Regions from separate parts of the Homo sapiens genome. Here region 1 is linked to region 2. A link is a loop called in an ENCODE intact Hi-C map of the cell type or tissue named here. Cell type or tissue: Caco-2. All regions are shown on one strand. Links, peaks and the distances in the headings refer to the core of each region. The heading gives the core; the rest is flanking DNA. Region 1 overlaps CYP3A7-CYP3A51P (CYP3A7-CYP3A51P readthrough). Region 2 overlaps CYP3A43 (cytochrome P450 family 3 subfamily A member 43).

Region 1 (8,337 bases), core at 289-8,288, 140 kb before region 2:
GTCCTTAGTGACCTACAAAGAGACTTTGACTCCCACACAATAATAATGGGAGACTTTAACACCCCATTGTCAACATTAGACAGATCAACGAGACCAAAAGTTAACAAGGATACCCAGGAATTGAACTCAGCTCTGCACCAAGCAGACCTAATAGCCATCTACAGAACTCTCCACCCCAAATCAACAGAATATACATTTTTTTCAGCACCACACCTATTCCAAAATTGACCACATAGTTGGAAGTAAAGCACTCCTCAGCAAATGTAAAAGAACAGAAATTATAACAAACTGTCTCTCAGACCACAGTGCAATCAAACTAGAACTCAGGATTAAGAAGCTCACTCAAAACTGCTCAACTACATGGAAACTGAACAACCTGCTCTGGAATGACCACTGGCTACATAACAAAATGAAGGCAGAAATAAAGATGTTCTTTGAAACCAACAAGAACAAAGACACAACATACCAGAATCTCTGGGACACATTCAAAGCAGTATGTAGAGGGAAATTTATAGCACTAAATGCCCACAAGAGAAAGCAGGAAAGATCCAAAATTGACACTCTAACATCACAATTAAAAGAACTAGAAAAGCAAGAGCAAACACATTCAGAAGCTAGCAGAAGGCAAGAAATAACTAAAATCAGAGCAGAACTGAAGGAAATAGAGACACAAAAACCCTTCAAAAAATTAATGAATCCAGGAGCTGGTTTTTTGAAAAGATCAACAAAATTGATAGAACGCTAGCAAGACTAATAAAGAAGAAAAGAGAGAAGAATCAAATAGATGCAATAAAAAATGACAAAGGGGATATCACCACCCATCCCACAGAAATACAAACTACCATCAGAGAATACTACAAACACCTATATGCAAATAAACTAGAAAATCTAGAAGAAATGGATAAATTCCTCGACACATACACCCTCCCAAGACTAAACCAGGAAGAAGTTGAATCTCTGAATAGACCAATAACAGGCTCTGAAATTGTGGCAATAATCAATAGCTTACCAACCAAAAAAGTCCAGGACCCATCGTCTCAGCCCAAAATCTCCTTAAGCTGATAAGCAACTTCAGCAAAGTCTCAGGATACAAAATCAATGTACAAAAATCACAAGCATTCTTATACACCAATAACAGACAAACAGCCAAATCATGAGTGAACTCCCATTCACAATTGCTTCAAAGAGAATAAAATACCTAGGAATCCACCTTACAAGGGATGTGAAGGACCTCTTCAAGGAGAATTACAAACCACTGCTCAATGAAATAAAAGAGGATACAAACAAATGGAAGATCATTCCGTGCTCATGGGTAGGAAGAATCAATATTGTGAAAATGGCCATACTGCCCAAGGTAATTTATAGATTCAATGCCATCCCCATAAAGCTACCAATGACTTTCTTCACAGAATTGGAAAAAACTACTTTAAAGTTCATATGGAACCAGAAAAGAGCCCGCATTGCCAAGTCAATCCTAAGCCAAAAGAACAAAGCCGCAGGCATCACGCTACCTGACTTCAAACTATACTACAAGGCTACAGTAACCAAAACAGCATGGTACTGGTACCAAAACAGAGATATTGGCCAATGGAGCAGAACAGAGCCCTGAGAAAGAATGCCACATATCTACAACCATCTGATCTTTGACAAACCTGACAAAAGCAATGGGGAAAGGATTCCCTATTTAATAAATGGTGCTGGGAAAACTGGCTAGCCATATGTAGAAAGCTGAAACTGGATCCCTTCCTTACAACTTATACAAAAATTAATTCAAGATGGATTAAAGACTTACATGTTAGACCTAAAACCATAAAAACCTTAGAAGAAAACCTAGGCAATACCATTCAGTACAGAGGCATGGGCAAGGACTTCATGTCTAAAACACCAAAAGCAATGGCAACAAAAGCCAAAATTGACAAATGGGATCTAATGAAACTAAAGAGCTTCTGCACAGCAAAAGAAACTACCATCAGAGTGAACAGGCAACCTACAGAATGGGAGAAAATTTTTGCAACCTACTCATCTGACAAAGGGCTAATATCCAGAATCTACAATGATCTCAAACAAATTTACAAGAAAAAAACAACCCCATCAACAAGTGGGTGAAGGATATGAACAGACACTTCTCAAAAGAAGACATTTATGCACCCAACAGACACATGAAAAAATGCTCATCATCACTGGCCATCAGAGAAATGCAAATCAAAACCACAATGAGATACCATCTCACACCAGTTAGAATGGTGATCATTAAAAAGTCAGAAAACAACAGGTGCTGGAGAGGATGTGGAGAAATAGGAACACTTTTACACTGTTGGTGTGACTGTAAACTAGTTCAACCATTGTGGAAGTCAGTGTGGCGATTCCTCAGGGATCTAGAACTAGGAATACCATTTGACCCAGCCATCACATTACTGGGTATATACCCAAAGGATTATAAATCATGCTGCTATAAAGACACATGCACACTTATGTTTATTGTGGCACTATTCACAATAGCAAAGACTTGGAACCAACCCAAATGTCCAACAACGATAGACTGGATTAAGAAAATGTGGCACATATACACCATGGAATACTATGCAGCCATAAAAAATGAAGAGTTCATGTCCTTTGTAGGGACATGGATGAAGGTGGAAACCATCATTCTCAGCAAACTATCGCAAGGACAAAAAACCAAACACCGCATGTACTCACTCAAAGGTTGGAATTGAACAATGAGAACACATGGACACAGGAAGGGGAACATCACACTCCGGGGACTGTTGTGGGGTAGGGGGAGGGGGTAGGGATAGCATTAGGAGATATACCTAATGCTAAATGACGAGTTAATGGGTGTGGCACACCAACATGGCACATGTATACATATGTAACAAACCTGCACATTGTGCACATGTACCCTAAAACTTAAATAATAATAAAATAAAATAAACCTTCTGTCTCATTGATCTGTCTAATATTGACAATGGGGTGTTAAAGCCTCTCATTATTATTGTGTGGAGTCTAAGTCTCTTTATAGGTCTCTAAGGACTGCTTTATGAATCTGGGTGCTCCTGTATTGGGTGCATATATATTTAGGATAGTTAGCTCTTCTTGTTGAATTGATCCCTTTATCATTATGTAGTGGCCTTCTTTGTCTTTTTTGATCTTTGTTGGTTTAAAGTCTATTTTATCAGAGAATAGGATTGCAACCCCTGCTTTTTTTTGCTTTCTGTTTGCTTAGTAGATCTTCCTCCATCCTCTTATTTTGAGCCTATGTGTGTCTTTGCATGTGAGGTGGGTCTCCTGAACACAGCACACCAATGGGTCTTCACTCTTTATCCAGTTCATCAGTCTGTGTCTTTTAATTGGGGCATTTAGCCCATTTACATTTAAGGTTAATATTGATATGTGTGAATTTGATCCTGCAATTATGATGTTAGCTGGTTATTTTGCCCATTAATTGATGCAGTTTCTTCATAGCATCGATGGTCTTTACCATTTGGCATGTTTTTGCAGTGTCTGGTAGCAGTTCTTTCTTTCCATGTTTAGTGCTTCCTTCAGGAGCTCTTGTAAGGCAGGCCTGGTGGTGACAAAATCTCTCAGCATTTGCTTGTCTGTAAAGTATTTTATTTCTCCTTCACTTATGAAGCTTAGTTTGGCTGGATAAGAAATTTTGGGTTGAAAATTCTTTTCCCTAAGTATGTTGAATATTGACCCCCAATCTCTTCTGTTTTGTAGGGTTTCTGCTGAGAGATCTGCTGTTAGTCTGGTGGACTTCCCTTTGTGGGGAAGCCGACCTTTCTCTCTGGCTGCCCTTAACATTTTTTCCTTCATTTCAACCTTGGTGAATCTGATAATTATGTGTCTTGGGGTTGCTCTTTTTGAGGAGTATCTTTGTGGTGTTCTCTGTATTTCCTGAATTTGAATGTTGGCCTGCTTTGCTAGTTTGGGGAAGTTCTCTTGGATAATATCCTGAAGAGTGTTTTCTGACTTGGTTCCATTCTCCCTGTCCCTTTCTGATACACCTGTCAAATGTAGATTTGGTCTTTTCACATAGTCCCATATTTCTTGGAGGCTTTGTTCATTTCTTTTCACTTTTTTTTCTCTAATCTTGTCTTCTTGCTTTATTTCATTAGTTTGATCTTTGATCACTGATATCCTTTCTTACAGTTGATCGAATCGGCTATTGAAGCTTGTGCATGCATCACGAAGTTCTTGTACCATGGTTTTGAGCTGTCAGGTCATTTAAGGTCTTCTTGACACTGTTTATTTTAGTTAGCCATTCATGTAACCTTTTTCCAAGGTTGTTAGCTATCTTGTGATGGGTTAGAACATGCTCCTTTAGCTCGGATAAGTTTGCTAATACCGACCTTCTGAAGACTACTTCTGTCAACTCATCAAACTCATTCTCTGTCCAGTTTTGTTCCCTTGCTGGTGAGGAGCTGTGATCTTTCGGAGGAGAAGAGATGCTCTGTTTTTTGGAATTTTCAGCTGTTTTGCTCTGGTTTCTTCCCATCTTTATGGTTTTATCTATCTTTGGTCTCTGATGTTGGTGACCTACAAATGGGGTTTTGGTGTGGATGTCCTTTTTGTTGATGTTGATGCTATTTCTGTCTGTTAGTTTTTCTTCTAACAGTCAGACTCCTCAGCTGCAGGTCTTTTGGAGTTTGCTGGAGGTCCTCTTCAGACCCTGTTTGCCTGGGTATTACCTGCAGAGGCTGCAGAACAGCAAATATTTCTGCCTCATCCTTCCTCTGGAAGCTTCATCCCAGAGGGGCACCCGCATGTTTGAAGTGTCTGTCGGCCTCTACTGGAAAGTGGTTCCCAGTCAGGCTACAGGGGGGTCAGGAACACATTTGAGGAGGCAGTCTATCCGTTCTCAGAGCTCGAATACCGTGCTGAGAGAACCACTGCTCTCTTCAGAGCTGTCAGACAGGGACGTTTAAGTCTGCAGAGGCTGTCTGTCTCCTGTGTTTTGTTCTACTCTGCCCTGCCCCCAGAAGTGGAATCTACAGAGGCAGTAGGCCTTGCTGAGCTGCGGTGGGCTCCACCCACTTCGTGCTTCCAGGCCTCTTTGTTTACACAGTAAGCTACTCAAGCCTCAGCAATGGCTGATACCCCTCCTCTATCAAGCTGCAGCATATCAGGTGGATCTCAGACTGCTGCACTAGCAGTGAGCAAGTCTCCGTGGGTGTGGCACCTGCCGATCGAGGCACGGGAGGGTATCTCCTGGTCTGCCTGTTGCTAAGACTCAGTTGGAAATGCAGAAGTCACCTATCTTCTGCCTCAATCTTGCTGGGAGCTGCAGACTAGAGCTGTTCCTATTCGGCCATCTTGGAAATGCTTCCCTTGATTAATATTTCAAATATACTTAACCCTGCGTCTAATTGGGGCTGAAAACAGTTGAATCCAATGAAATCAGACTTGCTGGCAGTTAGAGGAATCTTATTTGGAGACATCATAAGGGAAAGGAGAGAAAACAGAGGAGGTATTTGAAATGGGAAATTTAAAATCACTCTTGAATTTTCTCAAAGTGCTGTAGATACTGAATGACTTATCATTGTGTGTAAACTAGGTAACTCCTTGTCTTTCTGATGCCTTTTTGCTTTTTCATGTATTGTCTCTAAAATCTCATAAATCCTTGAATGATCACCTCCAGGGGCACATGGGGAAACTGAGGCTGAGGGAAAGAGAGTGAGTGTCAGAAGGGAATGCACAGTCTTTTATCTCTGTTCATCATCCTTTTCATTTATTTCATCAGCTCGCTCTAGAATTCTAGCAGAATTAGGAAGTTACAGACATCAGGGACCTCTTTTAGTCTAGCAGATTTAGATAAGTCTGAGGCATGTTGTTGAGTGAGAAAAGGAGTGAGTGACAGAATGACAAAGTGGACTCACTTTCCAGTTTTCCAGCTTAACATGGAAGTTCTGAGAAAATGTCCCCTCTACACATTGGACACAGCAAATTACAACACTTGCTCAGCGTTTTCACTGAAACTGAAAAACAAACTTTCCTGTTTTCTACATTTCAGGGTTGATGTTTTACCTGTGCAAACAAAGATCCCAGGAATGTTTATCTTGGGGGGTACATCTACTAAAGAACTGACCTAGAAAAGGTGGCGGGGAAATTATTGCTTTTGCAAAGGGAAAAATATGAAATTCCTGGGCAGTAATTAGACAACAAAACCCTCACTTGGAAGAATTGGAATCAGGGAAACAAGCCTCAGGTATGCGGGAAAGATGATCTAAGCCACAGAGCTGACTACTGCTGCTGCTGGCCCTGTGGAGATAAGCTCATAATTTTCCATCCAGAGGCCAGGCCCTAGACAGAGCATCAGACCAGGTTAGGCACAAAGGCTCGACCAAAGTTCACAGTCCATGTGGCACATATGACATTTTATTCAGCAAAATTAAATATTTAATAATTTCATCAAATTATCACCTTTCTAGTGATTTTGCATATGATTCTGCCTTTGTTTAAAAAAAAAACCACAAATTCATTTTATGCTTAAATATCTGAGTTTGATAGATAACCACTATCTCATCTCAGTTATATCCACTCCCTGCTCAGACTCACCCATAAGGTGCAGCCTTTGAAATAAAAGAAGTAAAGCAGAACACCTTTGCTCTGACTCCCAAAGCTGCAAAAGATGTCATGGGGAGTAAGAGCTGGGGTAGAGCCATGGAAATACCTTCAGGGGATTTAGCATTTTTTGGAGAGGATTCAAGCAAGTGCGAATGACCCAATGGTAAATACTTGAGCTCCCTAATAAAGTGAGTTTCAAAGCTGTCCAGGAGGTAGGGGAAAAAGGCTACTCCTGAGCTCTTGCTATAGAGAGGAAAGTTTGACTCTCATGTACACAGATAGCAAGCCACAAATGGGGGCTCCTTTTCCTACTCTTAATACTAACTAAATATGACTGTACCTTCCTGGGAACCTACATGGGGCAAAAGAAAAATGTTCTTTATGGTGCTCACAAAGTCTGCACATCAAGTTCTGAACATCAGGTTGCCGATATACCTGAGATTTGGACTGTTCAACTGAGGCAAACCTGAGGTTCCTGAGAGTTAGCAAGAGAGTCCCGGGGTAAACCTTGCCATGCTCTGGATGATGCCTATACACTGTTTCTGAAAGTGTAAAACCTCAGACCTTCCTCCTGAGGAGAAGCAGTTTTACTGATGGAACTAAGCTGCTCTCTCCAATCATAAGAAGCCAAAGAGTGAGCTCAAAAACACTCACCTGATGGTAGGACAAAGTAGTTCCCAAAAAAAGCAGAGGTGTGGGCCCTGGAATGCCAAGCTTCTTAAAAAGTCCATGTGAATGGGCTCCATATCTACAAACTGAATCAGAAATCAGGTCTCAGGGATTGTGACTTTATAGATATGGGGGCTGGTAAGTCACTGACTGAGGAACTGGAATGCTCAAGAGAAGGAGGTAACATTAAGGCAATAAATGATAACAGTAACTCTGACAGCAATGATTATATTTGTACATCAAGTCCTTTCCCGTCTCCACCATGAGACACCAAAAAGTCACAATGATTAGTCGAAAGCAGCAGAAGTCTTTATGGTCCCAATCCTGGAATGAATACTTGATAAATGTCCTCAAACGTGAGTGCTCCTCAGAGGTTCAGGAAGGAATTCTTCCAGGGCACTTCATTTCCTTATGTCTATTTAGTAAGTGGACTCTTCCCTGATTTGGGGATTCTCATCCTAGGCAGAAAGGGTGACTTTTTTTTTTTTTCTCTTCTGCAGTGATGATGAGATTTTGCATCACTGCATCCACTCAGTCACAGAGGGTCACTGAGAGCCTATGGTGACCATGTCTTTAGAATTTGTGAAGAGTCTTTTATACTTTCCTTTCCCTCTAAGCTCTGACCCTATTTTAGGATCTGGCCCTTCTTAAACTGTCATTCATAGAGGGGTGTCAGAGGAGTCACAGAGTCCTTATTTCTACAGATTGACAACTGTGCTGAAGGCTTCCATTGGCCTCGTAGAAATGCAAGCACCTTTCAGCTACACCTCAGTCTCTGTGGCCAGATGATCTGGTTGATTTGCGCTATTGGGGAGGATGATTAACTCATATTTCCCTGAATGACAGTGTGCAGAAGATCCACAACTTAAAAAACCAATTTCCAGGACATTCCTCCTCTTGTGGAATCTAGCCTTCCAACTGGTGGTATTCACCTGATAATAAGCACACTGCCAGTGATATGGTCTGAATCTGCCCCTACGCAAATCTCATGTGGAAATGTAATCCCCAATGCTGGTGGTGGGGCCTGATGGAAGGCGATTGTATCTTAGGGGCAGTTTCTCCTGGTTTCACACCAACCCCCTTTGGGTGTTTCCTCGTGAC
Region 2 (8,337 bases), core at 275-8,274:
ACAGTTATTCAATTGAGAAATGCATTACATCATTTCTTACATTTCAAGGAAAAACACGTTTTGTGACTTGAGTTTATCTGTCTAGTGACCTTGCAGCTGCACAGCTAGGGAAACAGGGTCTTTGCAATGCCTGGGAAGGGAGGAGAGATAAGGCTCACTAGCCTCAGAAAAACAGGCAGTTAGTTTTTAAAAGACTCCAGCTCTTTCTCTTTTTCAGGGGAAGTTGGGTTTTTTTCATATACAACTCAGTTTCTGCTTACGCACTCTTTAATTTCTTTTAATTCCTGTTCCATTGTCCCCTTTGGTGCTTTTTACAACAGAAGTGTTAATAGAAAGCACCACTATTTGCCACCTCCTCGCGGAGCTGAGCTTTTTCTTCTACCGGCAGCAGCTGATATCTGGTTAATGCCACAACTGTGCGGTAGCGTGTCAGGCTACTATTGCCTCTATAGTTGACTGAATACTCCTAATAAACAGGGGTAAAAGGCAAGGGAGGATGAGGCAAATGCCAAAAATAAGCAAGAACTCACTAATGAGGGTTTTGAATTCTCCAAAGGCTGACAACCATCCTCCAAATAAGGAATCCAGGGACCACCTGGACCAAGTCTGAACTAGAACATGTGCCATCTTGCACATTCTAGCTGTGATTTTCATGACAGCTAGGCCATTATCATCGATTTCTAAGCAACAATTGGTTAAATTAAATTTTTCACATACTCTTCCTTCTGAGGCTAAGAGGAAATCTAAAGCCAGCCTATTTTGATATATAGCATTTCTCATTTGTGTTGCTTGTATTGCCAATAAATCTAGTGCCCTTGATGTTTTATTGGTTATAATTTCAAGGACTGCCCGCAACCTTATGATGCAGTTGAGCATATAGATGGGGGTACGGTACCCCCATGACCTTTCTTGCACCTAGGTAGCTGGCCTATAGTATTTAATGATTCTTTCAGGAGGCCATTTGTTATCTTTCCAGTCTCCTATGTCCACATCTTTTTTGATATTTGTGTTTATTTTTGTGATTATGCCTCTTCTAGTTCTTTTATTTTCATCATAAACTGGATATCCTAAGAGTTCCCCTGGCTTTAGAGGAATTAGAAAGAAGGATGGCTTGATTGTTTCTAACACACATTCCCCTGTCCATTTAGTCAGCAGCTGATATGCCTGTGCTCCACAGGTCCAATATAGGCCAGAGGGTGCTTTCTAAGCATTTGGAGCCTCTAGCCGATGCCAAGTGCGGCTTAGAATAGACAGTGGAGGGAAAGGGTTTTGATCTTGTAAGTAGGAGTTGTTCTGGGCATTTCTTCAATAGAGTTTTGTTTTTAGTCTCATCATAATACTGTTGCCCTAGGCAGATTGTTTCTCCTACTGCCCCTGTGAAAGCCTTTCCTCATTGGGCAATACAGTACTTTCCAATTATGGAGGTTTTTAACAACCAAACACTGGTTGAGGCTGTTGGTTCACTGGTAGGGTTAAGCGAAGTGAAGTTATTTTGTGGCATTAATTCCTTTGCCTCCCATGGCCACTGGTCCCCCATATTAGTTCCTCCACATACATAGCATGAGGAAATTCCTAAGCTGCCAGCTATGTTTTCAGCTAGTTGAGCAAATAAGTTTTTGGTTGATGGGGGAAGCTCGGGCACCGGCTGATCAAAATGCTTATAGAATGACTTATGAACCCAGAATTGTGGGGTTGGACACATCTGAGTTCTTCTAGTCTTTTTGACAATCAGTAGTGGAATTCTAAGGCCTGCTCCTTGCCTATCAACTCTTAATAGTGCTGTCTGTCCTGTAGACCAAAAAGGTAGCTCTGGCTTTAAGATAGTAAAATTTAAAGGATTGCATGTCTTTGTCTTACGATCTGGTTTGGTTGACATACTACTTAGCAGAACAGTCTTCCCTGAATATAGGTGTTGGTGTTGTGTCAGTGTAGACCACTTAATGTTACAGTCTGGGCATCCGATTTGTCATTCTCTGTACAGATGTTTAGGACTGCTGCTGATAAGCCTCTCGTGTCAAACCATTGCAGACTGCTTCTGGTTTTTTAGGATTATGAACATATGCGGTATGGTAGGCATCAAAATACAAGGAAATAGGCCTGTTATAGAGGGGAAGGGCTTCTTTGGTTTGAGCTATAAGCTCTCCTTCTTTTTCTCCCTCTGATTTAACATGTACCTCAAGCCAGAATTCATAGGGTGAGAGCTTAGGGTCATAACATACATATAGCTGATTATTTCCTGGGTCACAGACTGAATAGGTGGTCTGGTTGTATGTGCAGGTTTCTAACTTGGTTCCTGCACATTCATAGTAGTTATGGTACAGTAGAGTTTTGACTATGGTATTCCTTACCCAGGTAGTGTGTACACAGTGTGGGCATCCTTCTAGAGATTTCTCCCCTTTTAGTGTAGGCAGAAATGGTAACAACATTAGCGTATGTAATAGAAACATGCTTACACTACACGTGGGAATGGCAAACCTTCCTCTGGGCATAGACATTTGCAGCATTTGCAGTAATAACGTAACAACAGAACAATCAGTACTGACAGAATTATAACTAGGCTTGTAAATTGTATCCACATTTACTTATCCAGAGATGGTACTCTTAGCTTCGGCTGTGCATAGACTAGTCAGCTTCCGAGATGTAACTAGAGCAGAGCTTGCAGGAATCCCCAAAGATCAGCCGAAATCAATTATTCAGGCCCCACCTGAGGAAAGGGAATGTCCATCCCCATGTGTGCCAGTATATCTGTCTTTGGTCAGAATAAGGCAGGAAGCAGAGTCAGGAGCACCCGAAAAGTCAGGCTTGGAAGAAAGTGAGGCTCAGTCCTTTGGATGTTAATCTGACTGGCCCAGTGTACCTAAATAATTAATAAATATCCTCCTGAACCCCATTGGTCTCTCTGATTCCTTAAAATCCTGCTATAAAATGTAATTATTGCCATCAGAGTTTCTGTTGTTATTTATTGCCTCCATGTTACCTCCCTCCCTTGAACATTCCAGTTCCTGAGGTAATGTCTGGCCAACCCCTTATCTATAAAGTTACAATTTCTGTAACCTGGCTTTCTCTTTTATTTTATAGTTATGGGACCCATTCACATAAACTTTTTAAGAAGCTGGGAATTCCTGGGCCAACCCCTCTGCCTTTTCTGGGAACTATTTTGTTCTACCTTAGGGTAAGTGTTATTTGAGCTCCCTCTTTTGCTTCTTATCGATGCAAACCCAAGCTTAGTCCTATCAGTAAAAATGCTCCTCCTCAGGAGGAATTTCCAATGTTTTACACTTTCAGAAATGGTGTGTATGCTCCACCCAGAGCAGGGCCAGGTTTATACCAGGACTCTCATCTTAATGGTCAGGGGGTTTGGGTTTGCCTCAGTTGCACGGCACAGATATCTGGGGGATCAGCACTCGATGTTCAGGACTTGATGTTCAGACTTTGCGAACCATAAAGAGGACTTTCCTTTTGCCCTGTGCAGATTTTTGAGAAGCTACAGTTGTCCTTAGTATTAAGAGAAAAGCAGAAATGGGGAAATGGGAGCCCCAGTAGCGCTCATTAGCATCATGTACCACATTCAAACTTTCCTGTTTTCACCAAGAGCTTTAGTAAGCTTTTGTTTCCTTCCTCCTGTAGAGCTTTGAAAATTCAGTTCATTGGCTGGGCGCGGTGGCTCACGCCTGTAATCCCAGCACTTTGGGAGGCCGAGACGGGCGGATCACGAGGTCAGGAGATCGAGACCATCCTGGCTAACACGGTGAAACCCTGTCTCTACTAAAAATACAAAAAAAAAAAAAAAAAAAATTAGCCGGGCGCAGTGGCGGGCGCCTGTAGTCCCAGCTACTCGGGAGGCTGAGGCAGGAGAATGGCGTGAACCCGGGAGGCGGAGCTTGCAGTGAGCCGAGATAGCGCCACTGCACTCTGGCTTGGGTGAAAGAGCGAGACTGTGTCTCAAAAAAAAAAAAAAAAAGAAAAGAAAAAAAGAAAAAGAAAATTCAGTTCACTAGGCAGCTATTTACCGCTGGATAATTTGCACATACTTGAATTCTCTCAAGAACTGTTAAATTCCCTGCAGGTAGTTCCACAGTTGTGCTCCAGCTTCTTCTCCCCAGGATGTATTTTACAGATTTGAGAGGAAGAACAAGAAGGTTCTGCTTTCCTGCTGCTTTTCTTCAAAGGCAGCACCCTATGAGTGAGCCTGAGCAGGGAGTGCTTATAATGAAGACAATATGGAGGCTGTCCATCAACTTCAGATATTTAACCACAAAATGAGTTCTGTTTTTTTTTAAAAGAAAGGCAAAATTACTTAACAAAATAACTAGAAAGGGGATAATTTGACAAACTTATTCAAAATTTAATTATCTAAACAGGAGGTAATATGTGTCTCATAGTCTTCGAATTTTGACTGAGCCTTGTGGCTACCCTGGTCTGATGCTCCACCAAGGGCCTGGGGCCATGATGGAAAGTCACAAGTGCGTGTCCACATGGCCAGTAAGAAAGCCTGTGTACAGGTTGCTCTCTGACTCAGGTTTTCTGTCTTACAGACCTGAGGCTTGTTTTTCAGATTCTAATTCTCCCAACTGAGGCCTTCATTGCAAAATTACCACTTAAGAATTTCATCCTTTTTTACCCCCCGAAAAAGCAATAATTTTCTCTTCATATTTCCCAGATCGATCCTTTAGTAAATCCACATGTCCTGGGCTATATGTTGCCTAGTTAGAACATCAAAACTGAAACAAGGAAGCAGGAAAGTTTGTTTTTAAGTGTCAGAAGTGAAAACTCTGAGTGAGTATTGTAATGTGCTGTGTCTGACATCTAGAGGTGGCATTTCCCACACTTATTATGTGTTAAGCTGGAAAACTGGAAAGTGAGTCCACTCTGTCATTTGCCCACTCACTCATTTTCTCGCTCAACAAAATGCCTTGGACTTTTATTTAAATCTGCTAGACTAAAAGTGGTCCCTGATGTTTTTGACTTTCTAATTCAGCTAGAATTCTAGAGAGAATACATGAGATAAATGAAAAGGATGCTGAACAAGGAGATAAAAGATTGCACATTCCCTTGAGACACTCACTCACTTTCCGTCAGCCTCGGTTTCTTCATGTTCCCATGGTGGTGATAATTCAGGGGTTTATGAGATTGCAGAGACAACATATGCAGAAATGAAAACACATCAGAAAGACAATGAGTTGCTTAGTGTTCATAGACAGAAGTAAGTCATTCAATATCTACACTAGTTAGAGAAAATTTAAAAGTGACTTTAAATTCTCCATTTCAAATATCTTCTGTATTTTCTCTCCTTTTCCTTAAGAGGTCTCTGAATAAGATTCCCAGCTGGGCGTGGTGGCTCACGCCTGTAATCCCAGCACTTTGGGAGGCTGAAGCAGGAGGATCACCTAAGGTCAGGAGTTCGAGACCAGCTTTGCCAACATGGTGAAACCCTATTTCTACTAAATATACAAAAATTAGCTGGGTGTGGTGGCGGGCCCCCATAATCCCAGCTACTTGGGAGGCTGAGGCAGGAGAAGAGCTTGAACCCAGAAGGCAGAGGTTGCAATGAGCCAAGATCGCACCATTGCACTCCAGCCTGGGCAGCAGAAAAAAAGGAAAAAAAAAAGATTCCCTCTAACTGCCAGTAAATGGTAGCAAGCCTAATGGTAGCAAGTCATTGGATTTGACTTTTTTGCCCTGGTTAAATGTAGCGTTCAGTACATTCGAAATAATACTTGAATTGTATTTTGTTTCTTCTGCCAGGGTCTTTGGAATTTTGACAGAGAATGTAATGAAAAATACGGAGAAATGTGGGGGTGAGTATTCTGGAAACTTGCATTGGATAGAGCTGTTGCTATGCTGAGTTATTTTACTGCAGAGAGAACAATCTCAGCCCAGATTTTGTTTGGATAATGCTATTGTCAACCTAAGTAACAAACAGAGAGAGGCTATCTAAAAGAAAAAGATGATCTGGGAATTGAGCATTGCAAGGGGAATATGCGTGTCATAGGAAACTCCATGCATATTCAGTATGTGAACAAAAATAAAATCTTTGAGACCCTAAACTCACTATGACAAAGGGAAAATCGAGCTTGAGAATTAAGTCATACCTTACTGCCTTCCTTTTTTCCCCAGACAGATAGCTGTAATTTCACAACCCTGGGTAATAGCTTCATACATAAGCCACATTCCCACAACAATAGCAATGTGGCATCACTCGTCTGGGGTAATACCCGAGGTTTGTTGTCCCACAGATATAGGGGGTCTCCCTATAGTGGACGCACAAAGAATAAGGTTAAGAGCAGAGGTTGGATAGGTGAAAGAAAGAGAAAAGCTCTCTCCTGCCGAGAGAGGGGGCCCCCAGTGGGTCTTCTGACCTGCGGTAAAGTGCAGGAGGTTTTATAGATGAGCTTGAGGAGGCAGTGTCTGATTTACATAGGGCATGAAAGATTGGTTGGACCAGGTGTGTCATTTGCATAGCACATAAAAAACTGGTTAGGACTAGGTGTACTGTTTGCATAACATGTGAAGAAGTTGGCTGCCCCACCCTAATCTTTTATTATGCAGATGGTTCTCTTCCTGGCTGGCACCATGTTGCCTGCTTTTTTTACTGTAAATGGGGTGACAAAGATAAGGGAAGATGGGGCCTCCATGTTGAACATAACCAGCTTCCAAGGTAGCCCTTTTCTATTGGCACAGCTGCCAGCATTTACCCGTGCAAGCTTCCAGCTTGCTTATCGATGTCTGCAGCTTGATTTTTTCAGGCTGCTCTTTGTTAGAAAAGAAATGATTTGGGGGGCTGCTTTTTGTTAAAAGGGAAGCTTTGCTGAGGACCCCTTTGCCCTCACTATCTGCCTAAATAATTTTTTTCTGGCTCCTATATCAATAGAAGGCTACATATCTTTCTGGATGGTTTCCCTCACAAGTTGCTCACATGGAATTCTATACATCTGCCCTATAAACCAGCCCTGTCATTGAGTTCTGTTGACTCACACCTTGATCATGTAAATTACCAGCTTATCACAGGTACAGAATAAGGACAAGACCAGAAATCATCCCTCCACCTACCTTGAGATGAATATGTAACTGACTTTTCCTCTACTCTTTCTTTTCACATGTATATCTCATGTAAAATGTAGATTTTCTGAGTACAACATGAATGCATAATTGATTTTTTCCTCTACTCTGTCTTTTCACATGTAAAGTGCAGGTTCGATGAGAGCTAATTGGTGCCTTACACAAATGTAATCATTTGCCACACTGCCTACTCTTTCCCCCCTTTTTTCCTTCCTGCTGGTTCTTTCCTCTTTAAATTCGGAAGTTCCCAAAACCCTCTTTGGAAAAACACAGGTCGCAGCTACCCCTGTGGCTCATGTGTTTCCAGGTGTCCCCTCAAGCTTTGACTCAATAAACCTCTATCAATCAAGACACCTGCCTCAGTCACTTTTTGGTTAACACCTTGGTAACCACAATGGGATTCACTGAGGGCAGTTTGGCCCTCAGCCTGCAGAAATTTTCCCATCAGTGTGATAGAACCAGCTAGAGCTTTTTATCACTCTAACCAATTGGCTCATGTGCTGAGGTCTGGGAGCTTCTCCTTCTAGAGATCCTTGATCTCCCATAAAATGTTGCTTGAGACCTGAATTTTCTTCTGCCATAGAGCTCCTTTCTGGGAGTTTTTACTTACTTCCAACAAGGAAGGTGAGTTTTCTGCTTCCATAATGATGAACAGTTTTTAGCTTGAGATCCGTCTCCACATAAGGAGCCGATGTGGCTTTTCATTTTGGAATTTGGTAGCTGAGGGTCAAGGTTTATTGTCAGCTAGCTATAACTTCCCCTTATGCTTGGAGATCTTGACCCTATGTAAATTGTGTGATAACTTTCTGTTTTGAGTTTCAATCTACCTTCCACTAAGTTTTACCAATTCGTGGCCCCCTCTAATGTTTACTGGAATGCCCACAGCTACAAAATGTCAATTTTCCCCTCTAGAAACCCCAGCCAGTTAAGAGAAATCAATATGCAACTCAAAATATATTTCTTTGACACTTTTCTTTTTTTGAGATGGAGTCTTGCTCTTGTCACCCAGGCTGGAGTGCAATGGGGTGATCTCGGCTTACTAAAACTTCCACCTCCCAGGGTCAAGCAATTCCCCTGCCTCAGCCTCCTGAGTAGCTGGGATTATAGGCACTCACTACCATGCCCAGCTAATTTTTGTATTTTTAGTAGAGACAGGGTTTCCCCATGTTTGCCAGCTGGTCTCAAACTCCTGACCTCAGGTGATCTGCCCGCCTTGGCCTCCCAAAGTGCTGGTATTACAGGCATGAGCCACTGCACCCGGCCTACACATTTTTTTTA

The links. Peaks named below come from ENCODE experiments on the same cell type or tissue, not always from the same donor. Only the 100,000 strongest peaks of a DNase experiment are listed, where the experiment ranks them.
Region 1: it touches region 2 in a loop (3-fold over the local background); 2 of 110 quality-filtered maps call a loop at or near these places.

The regions. Positions count from the first base shown.
Region 1 is chr7:99,688,525-99,696,861 of GRCh38, forward strand. CYP3A7-CYP3A51P (CYP3A7-CYP3A51P readthrough) reads right to left here. Exons shown (of 15, transcript NM_001256497.3): 14 at 7,222-7,322. It also overlaps a transcript of ZSCAN25 not described here and the pseudogene CYP3A51P. Among named protein-coding and RNA genes, the nearest start is that of CYP3A5, 13 kb to the left of the region's middle. In Caco-2, for the core only: no CTCF peak of the experiment used is centred there; DNase peaks (open chromatin) are centred at 5,087 and 6,267; H3K4me3 peaks cover 210 bases.
Region 2 is chr7:99,833,375-99,841,711 of GRCh38, forward strand. CYP3A43 (cytochrome P450 family 3 subfamily A member 43) reads left to right here. Exons shown (of 13, transcript NM_057095.3): 2 at 3,079-3,172; 3 at 5,746-5,798. Among named protein-coding and RNA genes, the nearest start is that of CYP3A43, 9.5 kb to the left of the region's middle. In Caco-2, for the core only: a CTCF peak has its summit at 4,800; a DNase peak (open chromatin) is centred at 6,447.